Linked DNA regions of Homo sapiens: region 2 is linked to region 1. The links are chromatin loops, found by intact Hi-C in ENCODE. Cell type or tissue: MCF 10A. All regions are shown on one strand. Links, peaks and the distances in the headings refer to the core of each region. The heading gives the core; the rest is flanking DNA.

The links. Hi-C counts contacts between places; a loop is a spot of excess contacts. Peaks named below come from ENCODE experiments on the same cell type or tissue, not always from the same donor. Only the 100,000 strongest peaks of a DNase experiment are listed, where the experiment ranks them.
Region 2: it touches region 1 in a loop (9-fold over the local background); 2 of 110 quality-filtered maps call a loop at or near these places.

Annotation. Positions count from the first base shown.
Region 1 is chr19:9,591,704-9,602,754 of GRCh38, reverse strand. LOC105376914 (a long non-coding RNA gene) reads left to right here and starts at 6,416. Exons shown (of 2, transcript XR_936311.3): 1 at 6,416-6,511. In MCF 10A, for the core only: no CTCF peak of the experiment used is centred there; a DNase peak (open chromatin) is centred at 5,574.
Region 2 is chr19:9,814,447-9,825,497 of GRCh38, reverse strand. FBXL12 (F-box and leucine rich repeat protein 12) reads left to right here and starts at 6,419. Exons shown (of 3, transcript NM_017703.3): 1 at 6,419-6,770; 2 at 6,881-6,953. The coding sequence starts at 6,685. It overlaps LOC124900430 (small nucleolar RNA SNORA70), which reads right to left and starts at 5,544; the gene lies at 5,404-5,544. It also overlaps the pseudogene RPL10P15. RefSeq lists silencers at 5,858-6,007, 6,228-6,317, 6,768-6,927. In MCF 10A, for the core only: no CTCF peak of the experiment used is centred there; a DNase peak (open chromatin) is centred at 6,167.

The DNA of each region.
Region 1 (11,051 bases), core at 1,067-9,066:
TAGCTCAAGAGTTTGAGAATAGCCTGGGCAATGGAGTGAGATACCATCTCTACCAAAAAAAAAAAACAAAAAAACTCTTGAGTTTAGGTGCTGTATTCCTTCCATTGCAACTACTAAGTACACTGAGCCAGGGGTATTACTTGAGGCCAGGCATTCAAGGCAATAGTGTACAACTATTACATATCAATTTTTTTTTAGTTGATCTCACTCTGTCATCCAGGCTGGAGTGCAGTGGCATGATCTTGGCTCACTGGACCCTTCACCTCCCCAGTTCAAATGATTCTCCTGCCTCAGCCTCCTGAGTAGCTGGGATTACAGGCATGTGCCACCTCGCCCAGCTAATTTATTTTATTTTATTGTATTTATTTATTTAACTTTTTTTTTTTTTTGAGGCAGAATCTCACTCTATCGCCCATGCTGGAGTGCAATCATGCGATCTGGGCTCACTGCAACCTCCTTCTCCTGGATTCAAGTGATTCTCCTGCCTCAGCCTCCTGAGTAGCTCAGATTACAGGTGTGCACCACCAAGTCCAGCTAATATTTGTATTTTTAGTTGACACAGGGTTTCACCATGTTGGTCAGGCTGGTCTTGAACTCCTGACCTTGTGATCCCCCCACCTCGGCCTCCCAAACTGCTGGGAGTATTACAGGTGTGAACCACTGCACCTGGCCTTTGCCCAGCTAATTTTTGTATTTTTAGTTGAGTTGGGGTGTTGCCATGTTGACTAGGCTGGTCTCAAACTCCTTACTTCAGGTGATCTGCCTGCCTTGGCCTCCCAAAATGCTAGGATTACAGGCATGAGCTACTGAGCCCAGCTTTACATATCAATTCTAAAAAGAGTTATACTTCTAAGACTTTGGTTTTTTTTTTTCTTCCTTTTTTCTGGGGGACAGGGTCTCACCCTGTCACCCAGGCTGGAGTGCCGTGACACAATTGTGGCTCACTACAACCTTGACCTCGTGAGCTCGGGTGATACTCCCACCTCAGACTCCCCAGTAGTTGGGACTGCAGGCATGCACGACCACACCTGGGTAATTTTTGGTACTTTTTGTAGAGACAGAGTTTCAGCCTGTTGCCTAAGCAACATAGCAAGACCCTGTCTCCACAAAAATTTTTTAAAACCTGGCCAGGCATGTTGGTGCACACCTGTAGTCCCAGCTACTTGAGATGCTGAGGCAGAAGGATTGCTTGAGCCCAGGAGTTCAAGGCTATAATGAGCTATGATTGAATTACTGACTCCAGGCTGGGCAACAGAGCAAGACCCTGCATCAAAAAAAAAAAAAAAAAATGTGTTACTTGTCAATTTTATGTGCTTTTTATCACAGTAAAAAGAAATACAATAAAACAGAAGTTACTGCCCGGGCACAGTGGCTCATGCCTGTAATCCCAGCACTTTGGGAGTCCAAGGTGGGTGGATCACTTGGGGCCAGGAATTCGAGACCAGCCTGGCCAATATGGCAAAAACCCTGTCACTAGTAAAAGTACAAAAGTTAGCTGGGTGTGGTGGCATGTGCCTATAATCCCAGCTACTCGGCCGACTGAGGCATAAGAATTACTTGAACCTGGGAGGTGGAGGCTGCAGTGATCTGAGATTGTGCCACTGCACTCCAGCCTGGCCAATAGAGCAAGACTCTGTCTCAAAAAAATAAAATAAAATAAAAAATAAAAAAATTTTAAAAAACCCCAGAAGTTACTTGGGTCAGTTCTTGTTTATTTTTTTCTTTCCGTTTTGGTCTGTCTTGAGCCCCTACCTATATTAAGGATCCAATAGCAGAGTGACTAGCAATGCTGCCCTAACAAGAAATGAAGGGGAGCCAGATGTGGGTGTTTACAGGGAGCCTTTCTTTCAAGTGATACATTTTATTTTATTTATTTATTTGTTTATTTTTATTTTATTTATTTTTTTGAGTTGGAGTCTTGTTCTGTCTCCCATGTTGGAGTGCAGTGGCACGATCTCGGCTCACTGCAACCTCCTTCTCCGGGGTTCAAGCGATTCTCCTGCCTCGGCCTTCTGAGTAGCTGGGATTACAAGCACATGCCACAACGTCCGGCTAATTTTTGTATATTTAGTACAGATGAGATTTCACCATGTTGGTCAGGCTTGTCTCGATCTCCTGACCTTGTTGATCCACCCGCCTTAGCCTCCCAAAGTGCTGGGATTACAGGCGTGAGCCACCGCGCCCAGCAGCCTATTTTTTTTTTAATTTAATTTAATTTTTTTTTTTTTTTTTGAGACAGAGTGTCGCTCTGTTGCCCAGGCTGGAGTGCAGTGGCGCAATATCAGCTTACTGCAACCTCCGCCTCTCCGGTTTAAGCAATTCTGCCTCAGCCTCCCAAGTAGGTGGGACTATAGGCACATCCGCCACGCCTGGCTAATTTTTTTTTTTTTTGTATTTTAGTAGAGACGGGGTTTCACCATGTTGCTGAGGCTGGTCTTGAACTCCTGAGTTCAGGCAATCCGCCTGCCTCAGCCTCCCAAAGTGCTAGGATTACAGGCGTGAGCCACTGCACTCAGCATTATTTCCATTCTATTCTATTCTATTCTGTTCTATTCTATTCTATTCTTTTTTTTTTTTTTTTTTTTTTTTGAGATGGAGTCTCCCTCTATCGCCCAGGCTGGAGTGCAGTGGCGCAATTTCGGCTCACTGCAACCTCTGTCTCCCAGGTTCAAGCAATTCTCCAGCCTCAGCCTCCCAAGTAGCTGGGGTTATTTTTGTATTTTTAGTAGAGATGGGGTTTCACCATACTGGTCAGGCTGGTCTCGAACTCCTGACCTCAGGTGATCCACCCGCTTTGGCCTTCCAAAGTGCTGGGACTACAGGCGTGAGCCACCATGCCCGGCCCATTCCATTCCATTCCATTCCATTCCATTCCATTCCATTCATTCCATTCCATTCCATTGCATTCTTGAGATGGAGTCTTGCTGTGTTGCCCAGGCTGGAGTGCAATGACTTGATCTTGGCTGACTGCAACCTCTGCCTCCTGGATTCAAGCGATTCTCCTGCCTCAGCCTCCTGAGTAGCTGGGACTACAGGCATGAACCACGACACCCGGCTAATATTGTATTTTTATTAGAGATGGGGTTTCATCATGTTGGTCAGGCTGGTCTCAAACTCCTGACCTCAGGCGATCTGCCCGCCTCAGCCTCCCAAAGTGCTGGGATTTCAGGAGTGAGCCACCACGACTGGCCTAAGGGATACATTTTTTAAAGTTAATTAATTATTTATTGATTGATGAATGACAGAGTCTGCCTTTGTCATCCAGGCTGGATGGAGTGCAGTAGCGTGATCTCAGCTCACTGCAACCTGCCACTCCAGAGCTCAAGCGATTCTCCTGCTTCAGCCTCCCAAGTAGCTTGGATTACATGCCTCCACTACCATGCTGGGCTAATTTTTGTATTTTTAGTAGAGACGGGGTGTCGCCATGTTGGCTATGCTGGTCTGGAACTCCTTAGCTAAGTGATCTGCCTGCTTCAGCCTCCCAAAGTGCTGGGATTACAGTGTGAGTTGTCACGCAAAACCTGGTTGACAGGGGGTCCCTCACCTGGGAAACTTGTTTATACTGATAGATGACCTAGGCCGCTCTTTTTTTTTTTTTTTTTTTTTTTTTTAAGATGGAGTCTCCCTGTGTCTCCCAAGCTGGAGCGCAGTGGCCCGATCTTGGCTTACTTCAACCTCCGCCTCCTGGGTTCAAGCAGTTCTCCTGCCTCAGCCTCCCCGAGTAGCTGGGACTACAGGCATATGCCACCACACCCAGCTAATATTTTTGGTATTTTTAGTAGAGACGAGGTTTCACCATGTTGGCCAGGCTGGTCTCAAACTCTTGACCTCAGGTGATCCGCTCACCTTGGCCTCCCAAAGTGCTGGGATTACAGGCGTGAGTCACCGTGCCCAGCGACATAGCTGCTCTTGTCTGACCTGTGTTCAGTTTATGCCTGCCTGATCATCACTCTGACACTGGAAACCTGACCTTGTGTCCCCACCAGCTCCCTGGGGAAATCTCAACCAGGGGCGGCCCCTGGTTCTTCAGATGGTATGTGCAAATTCAAAACACCACCCCAATAGGACATAATTTCAAAGATTTATTGCTTACACGTCCTGGGAAGGGAGGGCAAAATGAGTTTTGAGGACAGTCTTCCATCCATGGGTCACGCAAGGCAGGGATGAGAGGCAGAGAAGGAGGGAGGTTGTGGCAGCTAGCTGTATACATAAGGGAATAGGGTGTGAGTCACTTTAAATTTAGGAGCAAATACATGGATAGTCAGTTTAAAGGAAGTAGGAGGAAAACACTATCTTGGGCAGGAAAGATGTCTCTAGATTCTTTCTAGATTTTTTTTTTTTTGAGACACAGTTTTGCTCTGTCACCCAGGCTAGAGTGCAGTGGTGTGATCTCGGCTCACTGCGAGCTCTGCCTCCCGGGTTCACTCCATTCTGCCTTGGCCTCCTGGGTAGCTGGGAGTACAGGTGCCCACAACCACGCCCGGCTAATTTTTTTGTGTGTGTTTTTAGTAGAGACGGCGATTCACTGTGTTAGCCAGGATGGTCTCAATCTCCTGACCTCGTGATCCACCCGCCTCGGCCTCCCAAAGTGCTGGGATTACAGGCGTGAGCCACCGCGCCTGGCCAATTCTTTCTGCATTCTTATCTCTAGCCACAGGCTTGAGCTGATTGGGTGTGGTGTTTATTTATTTACTTATTTTTTTGAGATGGAGTCTCTGCACCCAGGCTGGAGTGCAGTGTAGCGATCTTGGCTCACTGCAACCTCTGCCTCTTGGGTTCAAGCAATTCTCCTGTCTCAGCCTCCTGAGTATCTGGGACTACAGGCACGCACCAGCATGCCCAGCTAATTTTTGTATTTTTTAGTAGAGATGGGGTTTCACCATATTGGCCAGGCTGGTGTCGAACTCCTGACCTCGTAATCCACCCACCTCAGCCTCCCAAAGTGCTGGGATTAAAGGCCTGAGCCACTGTGCCTGGCCTCTTTGTTAATTTTTTAAAATATTAAATATGTAAAGGAATAAAGGGCCAAGCACAGTGGCTCATGTCTGTAATCCCAACAATGTAGGAGGCCAAGGCTGAGCATGGTGGCTCATGCCTGTAATCTGAGCACTTTGGGTGGCCTTGGCAGGTGGATCACAAGGTCAGGAGATCAAGAGCATCCTGGCCAACATGGTGAAACCCCGTCTCTACTAAAAATACGAAAATTCACTGGGCGTGGTGGCTGGCACCTGTAGTCCCAGCTACTTGGGGGGCTGAGGCATGAGAATCACTTGAACCCAGGAGGCAGAGGTTGCAGTGAGCTGAGATCAGTCCACTGCACTCCAGCCTGGCAACAGAGTGAGAGTCTGTCTCAAAAAAAAAAAAAAGAAATGTGGGAGGCCAAGGATAGAGAATCACTTTAGAGTTGTTGAGTGTGAATTCGAAGTTTCCCTTCAAAGAATTAATATGTCAGTATGCTCAATTCTTTGCCTTCTACTTTTAAACTTCCTCGTAAAGCAACCTTTTCCACCCTGACACATTCTACTCCTTGACTCATTACCTACTCCACCCTGACTCATTCTGCTCATTCAGATTACCTTCTCCACCCTGACTCATTCATTCCAATTCATTTCATAACCATTTTTCCTGCCAAACCACTCACCCCGTCCATCTCTTTAAATTAATCAGTTGGAATTAGTTTAGCCTGTGTGGTCTAACTCTACCCAATAGGGGAATGACACAGCAGTAGGGACCAGGTGCATCAGTAATAAGAACGCCTTTCCCTCCTTTGTGAAGGTGTGTGCCCACCATTGCTCCATCTGTGAGAGCACACCCTTCTATAGAAGTACCTTGCCTTGCTGAGAATTAAAAATAAAATTTTATATTTGAATGCGATTTCTTTTTCTTTTTTTTTTTTTTTTTGAGATGGAGTCTCACTCTGTTGTCCAGGCTGGGGTTCAGTGGTGTGATCTCTGCTCACTGCAAGCTCCACCTCCCAGGTTCACACCATTCTCCTGCCTCAGCCTCCTGAGTAGCTGAGACTACAGGTGCCCGCCACCACGCCCGGCTCATTTTTTGTATTTTTTAGTAGAGATGGGGTTTCACTGTGTTAGCCAGGATGGTCTCGATCTCCTGCCCTTGTGATCCACCCACCTAGGCCTCCCAAAGTGCTGGAATTACAGACATGAGCCACTGCATCTGGCCTCGAGTGCTATTTCTTTTGCAGCACTGAAACTTATTATATAACAATTTGGGGGCTCATCCAGGATTACATTCCCCTCTGGGGGTGGTCTCTGGTTCTCTCTCTTGAGGAGGCATGCACCCCACCCTTTGTGGTGGCCTCATAGGGGAGAAATCAGAACCCACCCATTGTGAGGAATAACCCTAGCTCTAAGCAATGCAGGAAAAAAACAACTGGCCAGCAACCTAGCTTAAAGGATCCTCACATACTGCAGTGATGACTCTGTGCACCTACCAAGGAAGGAGATGCCACAGGAGCCAGTAAAGTATTTCCTTGGTGGTCAGGAACAAGGTAAGAAAGCCACGGGGGTTGGGGGTGGGTGCAGTGAAGTACTCCTTGGTCAGGGTGGCTAAGTGGTTAAAAAGAGGTGAGACATCCCCATTGTTGGGGGGGATTGAACCTCACACAAACCTCCAATAGTAGAAAAGGCAAGAAATTTCCAGAGGGGAAATTGAGCCTTACCCCAAAAGGCAAAAAGTTTCCAGTGAAAATTAAGCCTCACCCTGAAAGGTGAGAAATTTCCAGTAAGGGAAACTGAACCTTGAACCTTACCCCAAAACCATCAAGATGGGAAATACCCCAAGCAAGACAGGGAGCAAGGGGGATAAAGATGGTAACAAAGATATTCCCCCAGATAGCCCCCTAGGTCTCATGCTGAAACACTGGAAGGATAATGAAAGGACTAAACATAGGAAAAAGCAACAAATAATAAAATATTGCTGTTTTATTTGGACTCAGGGACCCATCCTTAATTCCTCAATCTTCTGGCCAAAGTTTGAATCAACTGAGGATGTAATGTGTCAGCTTCCAATCTGATATGTTAATAATAAAAGTCCAGTGTCTCAAGAAGAACTACGCTATGCCCTTTGTTGGAGGCAAGGACCAGCCCTCCTTTTTCCCTTAAAAACAAATAGGGAAGAACCCAATCTGGCACCTCAAAATGAAAAGTCAGAGGAGCCAGATCTCATGCCTAAAGACTCCAGTGCATGGGATCCCCTAAACTATCTTCCTCCATTCAGTATCCCCAATCTTTCCCCTCAGACAGCCACTTCCACCTCAGATCCCATTCTAAACTCCCCCTCTACTCGTGTTATCCCTCCTCCTTATAACCCTGACTCTTGGGAATTACCATCCCACCAGCCTGTCCTCCCCCCAACCTAAATACCCCTCTCTAAAAGGACTCCAGCGTGAGGTAGAACAATGTAAAAAAGATACTCAGAATTTTCCGCTTCCCTCCATACCTAAGAGGTCAGCCCTGACCTTATTCCCTTTGAAAGAGGTACCACAAGGAGTGGGGGCCAATGGCTTTGTAATTGGCTTTGTAAATGCTCCCTTAACCAGTTCAGAAGTCCGGAATTTTAAAAAGGAGCTTAAACCACTACTAGATGACCTTTACAGAGTGGCAGACCAAATTGACCAATTCTTAGGACCTCAGTTACACTTGGGTCGAGTTAATGTCCATCTTGGCCGTCCTCTTTTCAGGGGAAAAAAGGAGTATGATTCCTAGGGCTGCTATGGTACTTAGGGAACGTGAGCACCCTCCCGGTAAAAACGTTCCTACCGCGGAACAGAAATTCCCCACCCAAGACCCCCGGTGGGACAATAACAACGCAGATCACCGGGAAAATATGCAGGACCTAAGGGAGATGATAATAAAAGGAAATCAGGAATCAGTACCCTGAACCCGCAATCTTTCTAAAGCGCTTGATATACAACAGGAAAAGGATGAAGGGACTGTGAGATTCCTAGACAGACTGAGGGAGCAAATGAGGCAATATGCAGGCCTTACTTTGGATGATCTCCTTGGGCAAGGAATGTTGAAACTCCAATTTGTCAGTAAAAGTTGCCTAGACATTTCAAAAAAGTTATAAAAAATAGACAATTGGGAAGACCGTCCTCTAAGTGAGCTTCTCAGGGAAGCTTAGAAAGTACATGTGAAACGGGATGAAGAAAAACAGAAACAAAAAACAAAACTTATGTTTTCCACCTTCCAACAGATGGCTCCAAACCCAGGTACTTCTAGACAGAGCTTCCAGGGACCTAGAAAGTATAAAGGGTCTGAACCCTGTTTTAAAGGCCCCCAGCCTCCATCTGGAGGACAAAGGTCCTCATCTACCAGGCCCCCTAAAGAGTATGGGGGGACAGGGTTAAAGAATCCCAGAACTAAGAGGGAGGAAGGACAAGATATGTGCTATAGATGTGGAAGAACAGGCCACTTCAAGAGAGAATGTCCTGAACTAAGGAGAAAGAAGCCCTTCCACTCATGACTTTCAAGGAATAGGGGGGTCAGGGGCCCTGTCTCTTTTATCTTGAGTCCCACCAGGAGCCCTTGATCAATTTGGATGTGGGACCTAAACATGAGCTTATCGCCTTTTTAGTCGATTCAGGGGCTGCTCGCTCCTGTTTGTTTCCCCCCATCTAATGTTGGCTCCTCCTCAGAGGAACTTTTAGTTTCCAGGGTAAAAGGGGAAGGATTTAGAGCAAAAATTTTACAAAGCACAGAAGTTAGACACCAGGATCGCTCAGCTTATATTCAGTTCTTGTTAATCCCTGAAGCAGGAACTAATTTCCTGGGGAGGGATTTAATGTTAAAGTTGGGCATAGGTCTACAAGTCAGCCCAAGAGAATTCTTCACCCCATTAAACCTACTCACCACTGCGGATGAAAAATATATTAATCCTAATGTCTGGTCCAAAGAAGGAGACTAAGGGAAACTCCAAGTCCCTCCAATCCACATCAGCTAAAAACCCCAGGAGAAGTAGTAAGAAGGAAACAATACCCTATTCCCCTAGAAGGCAGGATAAGGTTGAAACCTATAATCAAAGGCCTTATTAAGGACGGGCTTCTCCAGCCCTGTATGTCTCCTTAAAACACCCCAATACTGCCAGTCAAGAAATCAGATGGGTCATATCGGCTAGTACAGGACTGTAGAGCTATCAACCAAATAGTCCAGACTACCCACCCCGTTGTCCCCAATCCTTACACTATTCTTAACAAGATTTCATGTAATCATCAATGGTTTACTGTAATAGATTTGAAGAATGCTTTTTGGGCATGTCCCCTGGCTGAAGATAGCTGAGATCCCCAATCAGGGTGGAAACAACAATATCGATGGACAGTCTTGCCCCAAGGGTTCACAGACTCCCCTAATCTTTTTGGCCAAAGTTTAGAACAAGTACTAGAAAAAGTTGTCATCCCAGAACAAATATACCTTCTTCAGTACGTGGACAACATTCTTATATCTGGTGAAGATATAGAGAAGGTAACTGACTTCTCTACACATATTCTTAATCACCTGTAGTTTGAGGGGCTACGAGTCTCAACAAGAAAGCTTCAGTATGTAGATCCCGAAGTTAAGTATTTAGGCCACTTAATAAGTGCAGACAAGTGAAGAATAGGGCCTGAACGAATTGAGGGAATTGTGTCCCTACCCTTGCCTCAAACTAAACAAGAACTCAGGAAATGTTTAGGATTAGTTAGATACTGCCGCTTTTGGATTGACTCATATGCACTGCACAGTAAACTGTTATATCAAAAACTTGCTCAGGAGAAACCTAACTGTCTCCTGTGGACTTCTGAGGAAGTTGATCAAGTTGAGAAGCTGAAGGAAAGGCTCATAACTGCCCCTGTTTTAGCCTAACCCTCCCTGGAAAAGCCATTCCACCTTTTTGTTAATGTGGACAGTGGGATAACTTTAGGAGTGCTGACTCAAGAGCATGGAGGCTGCCGACAGCCTGTAGCCTTCCTACCAAAAGCCTCAGACCCAGTCACTTGTGGATGGCCTCAATGCATCCAGTCCATCGCAGCTACAGCAATAGTAGTCAAGGAAAGCAGAAAGTTAACCTTTGGAGGAAAATTGACAGTAAGCACGCCTCACCAAGTTAGAACTATCTTAAACCATAGAGCAGGGAGATGGCTTACTGACTCAAGAATCTTAAAGTATGAGGCCATTCTGTTAGAAAAAGATGATTTATGGCCGGGTATGGTGGCTTATGCCTGTAATCCCAGCACTTTGGGAGGCCGAGGCTGGTGGATCACAAGGTCAATAGATCAAGACCATCCTGGCCAACATGGTGAAACCCCATCTCTACTAAAAATACAAAAATTAGCTGGGCGTGGTGGCACACGCCTGTAGTCCCAGCTACTTGGCAGGCTGAAGCAGGAGGATCGCTTGAACCTGGGAGTTGGATGTTGCAGTGAGTTGAGATGGCACCACTGCACTCCAGCCTGGTGACAGAGTGAGACTCCGTCTCAAAAAAAGAAAAAAAAAAAAGGATGGTTTAACACTGACCACTGATAATTCACTCAACCCAGCAGGTTTCCTACAGGGAATCCAAATCTAAGGAGAGAACACACATGTTTAGATTTAATTGATTACCATAGAAAGGTTCGACCAGACCTAGGAGAAACCCCCTTCTGGACTGGAGGGCACTTATTCATAGATGGTTCCTCCTGGGTGATTGAGGGAAAAAGACACAATGGGTATTCAGTGATTGATGGAGAAACTCTCATAGAAATAGAGTCAGAAAAATTGCCCAACAGTTGGTCTGCTCAAATGTGTGAGCTGTTTGCACTCAGCCAAGCCTTAAAGTACTTACAGGACCAGGAGGGAACTATCTATACCGATTCTAAGTACACCTTTGAAGTGGCTCATACATTTGGAAAAATTTGGACTGAACGAGTTCTCATTAATAGTAAAGGTCAAGACCTTGTTCACAAGGAGCTGATCACCCAAGTATTGAATAATCTTCAGTTGCCGGAAAAAATAACTATTGTCCATGTTCCCGGACAACAGAAAAACCTCTTTTGAAAGTCGAGGAAATAACCTAGC
Region 2 (11,051 bases), core at 1,734-9,733, 220 kb before region 1:
CTGAGGCAGGAGAATCGCTTGAACACGGGAGGCGGAGGTTGCAGTGAGCTGAGATCGCGCCACTGCACTCCATCCCTCCATCCTGGGCAACACAGAGTGAGGCTATCTCAATTTTTTTTTTTTTTTTTTTTGAGGCAGAGTCTCGCTCTGTTGCCCAGGCTGGAGTGCAGTGGAACAAACTCAGCTCACCACAACCTCCCGTGTTCAAGCGATTCTCCTGCCTCAGCCTCCTTAGTAGCTGGGATTACAGGCACATGCCATCACGCCCAGCTAATTTTTGTATTTTTAGTAGAGACAGGATTTCACCATGTTGTCCAGGCTGGTCTCGAACTGCTGACCTCAAGTGATCTGCCCACCTCGACCTCCCAAAGTGCTGGGATTACAGGCGTGAGGCACCGCAACCGGCCTATTTGCTTTTGAATGGCAGGATCCAGAGACTAAAACCCCCTTTTACTATCGTTGAACTATACTGCTACAGTGGTTTAAGAATTCTCCAAGGCCAGGTGCAGTGGCTCAAACCTGTAATCCCAGCAGTTTGGGAGGCCAAAGTGGGCAGATCACCTAAGGCCAGGAGTTCAAGACCTGCCTGACCAACATGGAGAAACCCCATCTCTTTAATTTTGTAAAAATACAAAATTAGCCTGGCATGGTGGCGCATGCCTGTAATCCCAGCCACTTGGGAGGCTGAGGCAGGAGAATCGCATGAACCAGGGAGGCGGAGGTTGCGGTGAGTCGAGATGGTGCCATTGCACTCCAGCCTGGGCAACAAGAGAGAAACTCCCAGGATTACAGGCATGCACCACCATGCCTAGCTAATTTTGTATTTTTGGTAGAGACGGGGTTTCTCCATGTTGGTCAGGCTGGTCTTGATCTCCCGACCTCAGGTGATCCGCCTGCCTCGGCCTCCCAAAGTGCTGGGATTACAAGTGTAAGCAACCACACCCAACCTCTCTTCTGTTTTTCTGTGCTAAGGTCTCATAATGTTTATCCCGTGTACTTTGCTTAAAAATTCCAGAAACTGGCCTTGAAAATCTAAATATAGGCCAGGTGTGGTGGCTCACACCTGTAATCCTGGCACTTTGGGAGGCCAAGGCAGGCGGATTGTGTGAGTTCAGGAGTTGGAGACCAGCCTGGGCAACACGCTGAAACCCCGTCTCTACTAAAATACAAAAAATTAGCCGGGCGTGGTGGCCTGCGCCTGTAGTCTCAGCTACTTGGGAGGCTGAGGCAGGAGAATTCTTCTCTTGAACCCAGGGGGGCAGAGGCTGCAGTGAGCCGAGGTCACGCCACTACACTCCAGCCTGGGAGACATAGTGAGACTCCGTCTCCAAAAGAAACCAAACAAAAAAAAGAAAATCTAAATATAAAACCAAGGTTGTGGAACGTCCCATCCCAGGGAAAGAATCCACAATCCTGTTTTGGTCAAGCTGACACCTGCCAGACCAGCAGGTGGCCCATTACTCAAAATAGTAATGGAAACCAGACATGCTGACTTGTGCATCTGAACTCCATGTCCTGACCCCCTAGCTGCAGCTGTGCCTCGGTAGAACACCCCTTTTCGTTCCTGTCTTGATGATTGTTGGAGCACTCTGTAAGTTTCCCTAATAAATGCTTTGGACTGATTGCTCTGGTAATTGGTGTTTTCTTGAAATCCCCACTGGCCCCATCTTGGGATGATTTAGGGCATTCCTTTGTGGGAATTCCCCTGCCTCTGCTTTTGGGGAGACTCTAGCCGGGATGAAACAGATTGGAAGGTCAAAAGTGAGCTGAGGGGGCTGAGGTGCCTAAGGAAGTTTAGAAGCAGCACATCTTTGCATTCTCTTAGAAATCCTGGGTCACAGCCAGGCACGGTGGCTCACACCTATAATCCCAACACTTTGGGAGGCCAAGGTGGGTGGATCACTTGAGGTCAGGAGTTCGAGACCAGCCTGGCCAATTGGGGAAACCCCATCTCTACTAAAAATACAAAAATGTGGCAGGCGTCTGTAATCCTAGCTACGCAGGAGGCTGAGGCAGGAGAATCGCTTGAACCCAGGAGGCAGAGGTCACAGTGAGCTGAGATATGCCACTGCACTCCAGCCTGGGCAACAGAGTGAGACTGTTTGAAAACAAAGAAATGCAGGGTCACACAAGCATTGACTGTAGTTACCACTTCATGGTAGGATTACTGAGAGTCTCATTCTCCCTTCTTTTTTTTTTTTAATTTTTTAATTTTTTAATTTTTTTTTGAGACAGTGTCTTGCTCTGTCACCCAGGCTGGAGTGCAGTGGCACAATTATAGCTCACTGCAGCCTCCAATTCCTGGACTCAAGGGGACTCACCTCCTGGGACTTCAGGCGTGCACCACCACGCCTGGCTGATTTTTTTAATTTTTGGAGAGACAGTCTCACTATGTTGCCCTGGCTGGTCTCAAACTCCTGGCCTCAAGTGATCCTCCCAAAGTGCTGGAATTACAGGCATGAGCGACCACACCCGGCCTCATTTTCCCTCTTCGTGGTGTTTTTCCAGATTTCTGACACAGAACATATGTTACTTTTGTAATCACCGGGGGTGGAAAAGGAAATGTTTGCTTTTTCAAAATGTTCTAATTTCTCAGTGCTTGATTCAAAGATCTGCCAAGCACAGGGTCTTGGTGCTGAGCTGTGGGGCGAGGAGTTGGGAAAGGGATGGGAAGTGCTGCTGAGAGAAGAGGAAAATGGGGCCGGGTGCCATTACATCACACCTGTAATCCCAACACTGGGAGACCAAGGTGGTAGATCACCTGAAGTCAGGAGTTCAAGACCAGCCTGGGCAACATGGCAAAACCCTGTCTCTACTAAAAATACAAAAATTAACCAGGTGTGGTGGCACATACCTGTAGTTTCAGCTACCTGGGAGGCTGAGGCAGGAGAATCACTTGAACTCAGGAGGCAAAGGTTGCAGTGAGCCGAGATCACACCACTACACTCCAGCCTGGGGGACAGAGTCGGACTCTCTCAAAAAAAAAAAAAAGGCTGGGCACAGTGGCTCACACCTGTAATCCCACCACTTTGGGAGGCCGAGGTGGGCGGATCAGCTATCACCTGAGGTCAGGAGTTCGAAACCAGTCTGACCAACATGGTGAAACCCCATCTCTACTAAAAATACAAAATTAGCTGGGCATGGTGGCGCATGCCTTAAATCCCAGCAACTCGGGAGGCTGAGGCAGGAGAATGGCTTGAACCCGGGAGGTGGAGGTTGCAGTGAGCCGAGATCGTGCCACTGCACTCCAGCCTGGGCAACAAGAGCGAAACTCTGTCTCAAAATAATAAAGAAAAGAAAGTAAATTTTAAAAAATAAAGTGGATCCTGGTACAAGGTTTACGAGGTATGTAAGAATGCCTCCATTATTTTAACTGAACTCTTAAGTTCTGAGAAAACCCAGGCAGGGTCTTAAGGACTTTGTTTTACCTTCTAGCCCTTGCTCGAAGGCCCCAGTTTTTCCAGGTCTTTAATATTTAACTTACGTATTCATCAGAGCTACCACAAGGTGTTGGTGAAGGCTCACTGCTGTGGTTGCACATGGAGACCTAGCCTGCTGTAGGAAGATCTGCTGTTCTCACAGCCGCTTTTCCTTGGGGGAGGTGGATACTTCCCAGGAGGTAGAGTTTTGGGTCAAGACCCAAGGAGCAAGCTGGGGAGGCTTCTTCTCCCCCCTTGCTTCTTGGGTTCCTGGCCCAGAGGAAGGAGCTTGTATGTGGGTTTCTTTTGCTCTCACCTGACTACTTCCCTCTCTCCAGCCCTGTATGCTGGTGGTGCAGGAACCCCCTGTAACTGAGTAGGGATGGCAGGGAAGGGACACCTGGGTTCTGCCAAACTTAGAGGCACTCCCCTTCCCCTGCCAGAGTTCACAAGAAGGGAAATAATCTTAGGGGTGGAGGGAGGGGCATAGGAGTTTCCTCCCCCCATTACCTGAGCACCTCAGCAGGGCCGGGGTGCACAAGTCCCACCTGCCACCCCAGAATTCAGTCTGATATAGGAGGGCAACAAGCCAAGAAGACACACGTAATGCAGCCATAAAAAAAATGCAATCAGCTGGGCGTGGTGGCTCACGCCTGTAATCCTAGTACTTTGGGAGGCTGAGGCAGGAAGAACTTGAGCCCAGGAGTTCAAGACCAGCCTGAGCAACATGGCAAAACCCCGGCTCTAGAAAAAAATACAAAAATTAGCCGGGCGCAGTGGCTCACACCTGTAATCCCAGCATTCTGGGAAGCTGAGGCAGGTGGATCACCTGAGGTCAGAAGTTTGAGACCAGCCTGGCCAATATAGTGAAACCTGATCTCTACTAAAAACATAAAAATTAGCCGGACATGGTGGCGGGCGCCTGTAGTCCCAGCTACTCGGGAGGCTGAGGCAGGAGAATCACTTGAACCTGGGAGGCGGAGGTTGCAGTGAGCCGAGATTGTGCCACTGCACTCCAGCCTGGGTGATGCAGCAAGACTTCATCTCAAAAAACAAAACAAAAATTAGCCGGGCGTGTTGGCATGTGCCTACAGTCCCAGCTACTCGGGAGACTGAGGTGGAAGGATCGGATCACTTGAGCCCCAGAGGTTAAGGCTGCAGTGAGCTATAATTTCGCCACTGCACTCCAGACTGGGTGACAGAGAGAGACCCTGTCCCAAATTTAAAAAAAAAAAAAGATAATGAAATCATGTCCTTTGCAGTAACATGATTTTTTTTTTTTTTTGAGATGGAGTCTCGCACCCGTCGCACAGGCTGGAGTGCAGTGGCGCGATCTGGGCTCACTGCAACCTCCACAATCTCTTTCATATTCTTTTTTTTTTTTTTTGAGACGGAGTTTCGCTCTGTCACTCAGGCTGGAGTGTGGTGGCGCGATCTCAGGTCACTGCAATCTCCGCCTCCTGGCTTCAGGAGGCGTGCGTGTGTGTGTGTGTGTGTATATATATATATATATATATATACACACACACACACACACACACACACACACATTTTTTTTTTTGGACAGGAAGTAGAATTTATTGGTGAGTATTAATAGGGGGGGCAGCACATTGGAAGCCCTCATGAGTGCAGGGCCAGCCACTTGTCCAGAGGGCCACGATTGGGGATGTACTTGACCCCACAGCCATCTGGGATGAGCCGCTTCTCAGCCACCATGTCTTCAAATTCATCAGCATTGAACTTGGTGAAGCCCCACTTCTTTGAGATGTAGATCTTCTGGCGGCCAGGAAACTTGAACTTGGCCCTGCGCAAGGCCTCAATCGCATGCTCCTTGTTCTGCAGCTTGGTGCGGATGGACATGATAACTTGGCCAATGTCAACCCTGGCCACAGTGCCCTGGGGCTTTCCAAAGGCACCTCACATGCCTGTTTGGAGCCTACATTGTGGTAGTGCAAGGTTAGAAACATGAACATCCATCGGAAAGGCCTGTCTCCAAGGTCCCTTAGAGCAACCCATACAACCAACAGGCTGCGTACACTACCAAGGAAGCTGCTGTGTGCAGCCATTGCACACACACATTTTTATAGTTTCTTGGTGGACTTGCCAATTCAGAAAATATCTGTAGTATCAATGAAAGTGAAAAATTCAACAGGTCCTTTGGCCACGATATTCCAGTAATACAAATTTATCCTTGTGCATAGACATCAAGAAGCATCATTAAGTAAAAAAATAGAGTTCTCTGACTCTCTACCAAGCCATTCGCTCGGGGCCAGACCCACAGGCCTCGCCCCGCCTCAACCACGCCTTCATGGCGTAGTCTTCTCCCTGTCTCCGTCCCCCGCTCCCCACCTTCCGAGCGTCTCCATCGCTCCCCAGCCACGCCCTTGGCGCCTGGTCCTGCTGCAGCCTGGTTTCCGTCCAGACCACGACCTCTCGGCTAGGTCCTCGTCGTCAACCCCGCCCCCAAGGTCTCGCCCCGCCCCAGCCCCGCCTTCCAGCGGTTGTCCGAGCCTCTACCCGCCCTAGCCACGCCTCCAAGGCGTGGTTCTCGTCTGCAGCCCCACCTAGGCCTCGCCCCGCTCCAGCCGCGCCTTCCGGGCTTGATCCTCGCCCCACCCCAGCCACGCCTTCTGGACTTGGTCCTCGTCTCTAGCCCCGCCCCCTAGCCGCGCCCCAGCCCCGCCTTCTGGACTTGGTTCCGTTCTCTGGCTCCGCCCCTGAGCCTCGCCCAACTCCAGCGACGCCTTCCGGGCTTGGGCCTCGCCTCTAGCCCCGTCCCCGGGTCTCGCCCCTCCCCAGCCACGCCTTCCGGACTTGGTCCCCGTCTCTAGCCCCGCCTCCGATCCTCGCCCCACCCCAGCCACGCCTTCCGGACTTGGTCCTGGTCTCTAGCCCCGCCTCCGATCCTCACCCCACCCCGGCCACGCCTTCCGGACTTGGTCCTCGTCTCTAGCCCCGCCTCCGAGCTTCGCCTCACTCCAGCCCCGCCTTCTGGACTTGGTCTTAGTTCCCAGTCGCGGCCAAATCACGCCTCAGCCACCTCCCGCAAGCCTCTCACTGCCTCAGCCACGCTTTCCAGGCTGGTTTCTGGTCCCCATCCGCGGCTGGTCCGGCCCTGGGACCGAATCACTTCCCAGCGAGAGGAAGGTCAAATTTCTCGACCGGCTACGGGAAGGTCGCGGCCGCCGCCCTGTCAGCCGCCTCGGCGCCCCCAGGACCCCTCGGGTCTCTTTAACCGGAAGCGGAAGTGCGTGTCGGCGGGATCATGGCGACTTTGGTCGAACTGCCGGACTCGGTCCTGCTCGAGATCTTCTCTTACCTCCCGGTACGGGACCGGATCCGCATCTCCAGGTGCGGCCCCGCCTCCGGGGGGAAGGGCAGGGCGGAGGGCGCAGCTGGCACCTGGAGATGCGATGTGGCCCGGGGCTGGGGTCGTTCTAACCGCGCGTCCCCTCCCCCAGGGTCTGTCACCGCTGGAAGAGGCTGGTGGACGACCGGTGGCTGTGGCGACATGTCGACCTGACGCTCTACACGGTACGCGCAGCTGGCCGGGCGGGCCTGGGCCGCGGTCGCGGTGCCCGGACCCCGAAGACCACCTCTCCCACCCTGGGACTGTGTGTCGGGGCCCGGGCTGGGGATTTAGAGCCAGGCGATCCGGGGCCTATCTCGGCATCATCGCTTACCAGCTCCTCTTCGACCTCAGGGCCTCAATTTCCTCATCCCTGCAATGGGGATAAAGGACAGTACCTGCCTCACGGGGCTATTATGGGACTTCACTGAGATCACGCAGGGAAAGGGCTTAGAACAGTCTGGCACATATTTATCATTCGATAAATGCTAATTTATGACTATGTTATCAAGTTTTTGTTTTGTTTTTGAGACAGAGTCTCGCTCTGCTGCTCAGGCTGGAGTGCAGTGGTGCGATTGCAGCCTCGACCTCCCAAGCTCAAGCGATCCTCTCGCATCAGCCTCCTGAGTAGCTGGAACCACGGGCGCTCGCCACTACACCTGCTAATTTTTTATTTTTTGTAGAGACGGAGTCTCACTATGCTGCCCAGGCTGGTCTCGAACTCCTGGGCTCAAGTGATTCTCCCGACTTAGCCTCCCAAAGTGTTCAGATTACAGGCATGAGCCACAGCAACTGGCTCAAAACATTTATAGATATATTTGTTGCCCTTTTTGAAACTGTCTTCATAGATAATTGCTATTATAAAGTGAATTTGCACCCTTCCTTTTACGTTACTTCATATGTGTGTGTCCAAAAACAATTATAGTGTTAGTAATGTATTTCTGAACTTCGGGTAATGCTGTTCTACTATTTAGATAGTGTTCTACTTTTAAACAATTTTACTGTATATATCCATCTGTAACTCCCTTTAATACAGTTGCTTTTGAAGTTCTTTTTTTAAGGACAGAGTCTTGCTATGTTGCCCAGGATGGTCTCGAACTCCTGGACTGAAGCTGTCCCCCAACCTCAGTCTCCCAAAGTGCTGGGATTACAGGTGTGAGCCACAGTGTCTGGCCTGATAATATGAAACTTTTTCTCAGTTGTTGAAACTTAGTTGTTGGTTTTGCGAGGAAAAGTTGATTCGTCCATTGGTTTTGTGTGCATTTAAAATTTTACCAACTTTAACTGCTACCCTTGTGAGTTACCATTCGGTGGCCACTATTTCTAGTCAATTTCTGCTGACCCACACGGGTCTAAATTTGGCAAGGAAGATTTGATTCCTCTGTCAAAAGTAGCCCATAACATTTATGCTCTGCAGTTTATCTTTTTCTAATTTATTTTTTTGAGATGGATCTCACTCTGTCACCCAGGCAGTGGCAAAATCATAACATACTGCAACCTCCATCTCCTGGGCTCAAGCCATCTTCCTGCCTCAGCCGCCTGAGAAGATTCATTAAAACATGTTTCTTTCTCTCTTGGTTCATGATATGGTTTGGCTGTGTCCCCACCCAAATCTCAACTTGAATTCTATCTCCCAGAATTCCCACGTGTTGTGGGAGGGACCCGGGGAAAGTAATTGAATCATGGGGCCAGTCTTTCCCATGCTATTCTTGTGATAGTGAATAAGTCTCACAAGATCTGATGGGTTTATCAGGGGTTTCCTTTTTTGCTTCTTTCTCATTTTCTTTTGCCATCAACATGTTAAGAAGCGCCTTTCACCTCCCGCCATGATTTTGAGGCCTCCCCAGCCATGTGGAACTTAAGTTCAATTAAACCTCTTTTTCTTCCCAGTCTCAGGTATGTCTTTAGCAGCAGTGTGAAAACAGACTAATACTGTAAATTGGTAGCGGTAAGTGGGGCGTTGCTGAAAAGATACCCAAAAATGTAGAAGCATCTTTGGAACTGGGTAACAGTCAGAGGTTGGAACAGTATGGGGGGCTCAAAAGAAGACAGGAAAATGTGGGAAAGTTTGGAACTTCCTAGAGACTTGTTGAGTGACTTTGCCCAAAATGCTGATAGTGGTATGATCAATAAGGTCCAGGCTGAGGTGGTCTCAGATGGAGATGAGAAACTTGTTGGGAACTGGAGTAAAGGTGACTCTTGTTATGTTTTAGCAGAGAGACTGATGGCATTTTGCCCCTGCCCTAGAGATTTGTGGAACTTTGAACTTGAGAAAGATGTTTTAGGGTATCTAGTGGAAGAAATTTCTAAGTGGCAAAGCATTCAAGAGGTGACTTGGGTACTGTTAAAGGTATTCAGTTTTATAGGGGAAGCAGAGCAGAAAAGTTTGGAAAATTTGTAGCCTGACTATGTGATAGAAAAGAAAAACCCATTTTCTAGGGAGAAATTCAAGCCAGATGCAGAAATTTGCATAAGTAGCAAGGAACCTAATTAGGACCATGGGGAAAATGTCTCCAGGCCATGTCAGAGACCTTCACGGCAGCCCCTCCCATCTCAGGCCTGGAAGCCCAGGAGGAAAAAGTGGTTTCCTGGGGGCCCAGGGTCCCTGTGCTATGTTCACCCTGGGACTTGGTGTCCTGTGCCCTAGCTGCTCCAGCTGTAGCTGAAAGGGGCCAACGTATAACTCGGGCTGTGGCTTCAGAGGGTGGAAGCCCCAAGTCTTGGCAGCTTCCACATGGTCTTGAGCCTGCTGGTGCACAGAAGCCAAGAACTGAGGTTCAGGGCCAGGCACAGTGGCTCACGCCTATAATCCCAGCACTTTGGGAGGCCAAGGCAGGCGGATCACTTGAGGTCAGGAGTTCAAGACCAGCCTGGCCAACATGGTGAAACCCCATCTCTACTAAAAATACAACAAATGCGTGGTGGCGCATGCTTGTAATCCCAGCTACTCGGGAGGCTGAGGCAGGAGAATCGCTTGAACCCGGGAGGCAAAGGTTGCAGTGACTCAAGATCGTGCCATTGCATTCCAGCCTGGGTGACAAGAGCGAAACTCCATCTCAAAAAAAAAAAAAAAGAATTGAAGTTTAGGAACCTCTGCCTAGATTTCAGAAGATGTGTGGAAATGCCTGGATGTCCAGGCAAAAGTTTGCTACAGGGGTGGGGCCCTCATGGAGAACCTCTGCTAGGGCAGTGTGGAAGGGAAATGTGGGGTCAGAGCCCCCACACAGAGTCCCTATTGGGTCACTGCCTAGTGGAGCTGTGAGAAGAGGGCCACTGTTCTCCAGACTCCAGAATGGTAGATCCACCCACAGCTTGCACCATGCACCTGGAAAAGCTTCAGACACTCAACACCAGCCTGTGAAAGCAGCTGGGAGGGAGGCTGTACCCTGTAAAGCCACAAGGGGCGGAGCTGGCCAAGACCATGGGAACCCACCTCTTGCATCAGTGTGACCTGGTTGTGAGACCTGGAATCAAAGGAGATAATTTTGGAGCTTTAAAATTTGACTGCCCCACTGGATTTCAGACTTGCATGGGCCCTGTAACCCCTTTGTTTTGGCCAATTTCTCCCATTTGGAATGGCTGCATTTACCCAATACCTGTACTCACATTGTATCTAGGAAGTAACTAGCTAGCTTTTGATTTTATAGGCTCATAGGTGGAAGGGACTTGCCTTGTCTCAGATGAGACTTTGGACTGTGGACTTTTGGGTTAATGCTGAAATGAGTTAAGACTTTGGAAGACTGTTGGGAAGCCATGATTGGTTGTGAAATGTGAAGACATGAGACTTGGAGGGGCCGGGGTGGAATGATATAGTTTGGCTGTGTCCCCACCCAAATCTCAACTTGAATTGTATTTCCCAGAATTCCCATGTGTTGTGAGAGGGACCCAGGGGAAATAATTGAATCTTGGGGGCTGGTCTTTCCCATGCTATTCTCGTGATAGTGAATAAATCTCAAGAGATCTGATGGGTTTATCAGGGGTTTCCATTTTTGCTTTGTTCTCGTTTTCTTAATTTTTTTTTTTTTTTTTTTTTTGAGATGGAGTCTTGCTCTGTTGCCAGGCTGGAGTGCAGTGGTATGATCTCAGCTCACTGCAACCTCTGCCTCCTGGGTTCAAGTGATTCCCCTGCCTCAGCCTCCTGAGAAGCTGGGACTACAGGCACGTGCCACCACACTGAGCTAATTTTTTGTATTTTTTAAATTAATTTATTTATTTTTCTTTGAGTCGGAGTCTTGTTCTGCCACCAGGCTGGAGTGCAGTGGTGCGATCTCAGTTCACTGGAA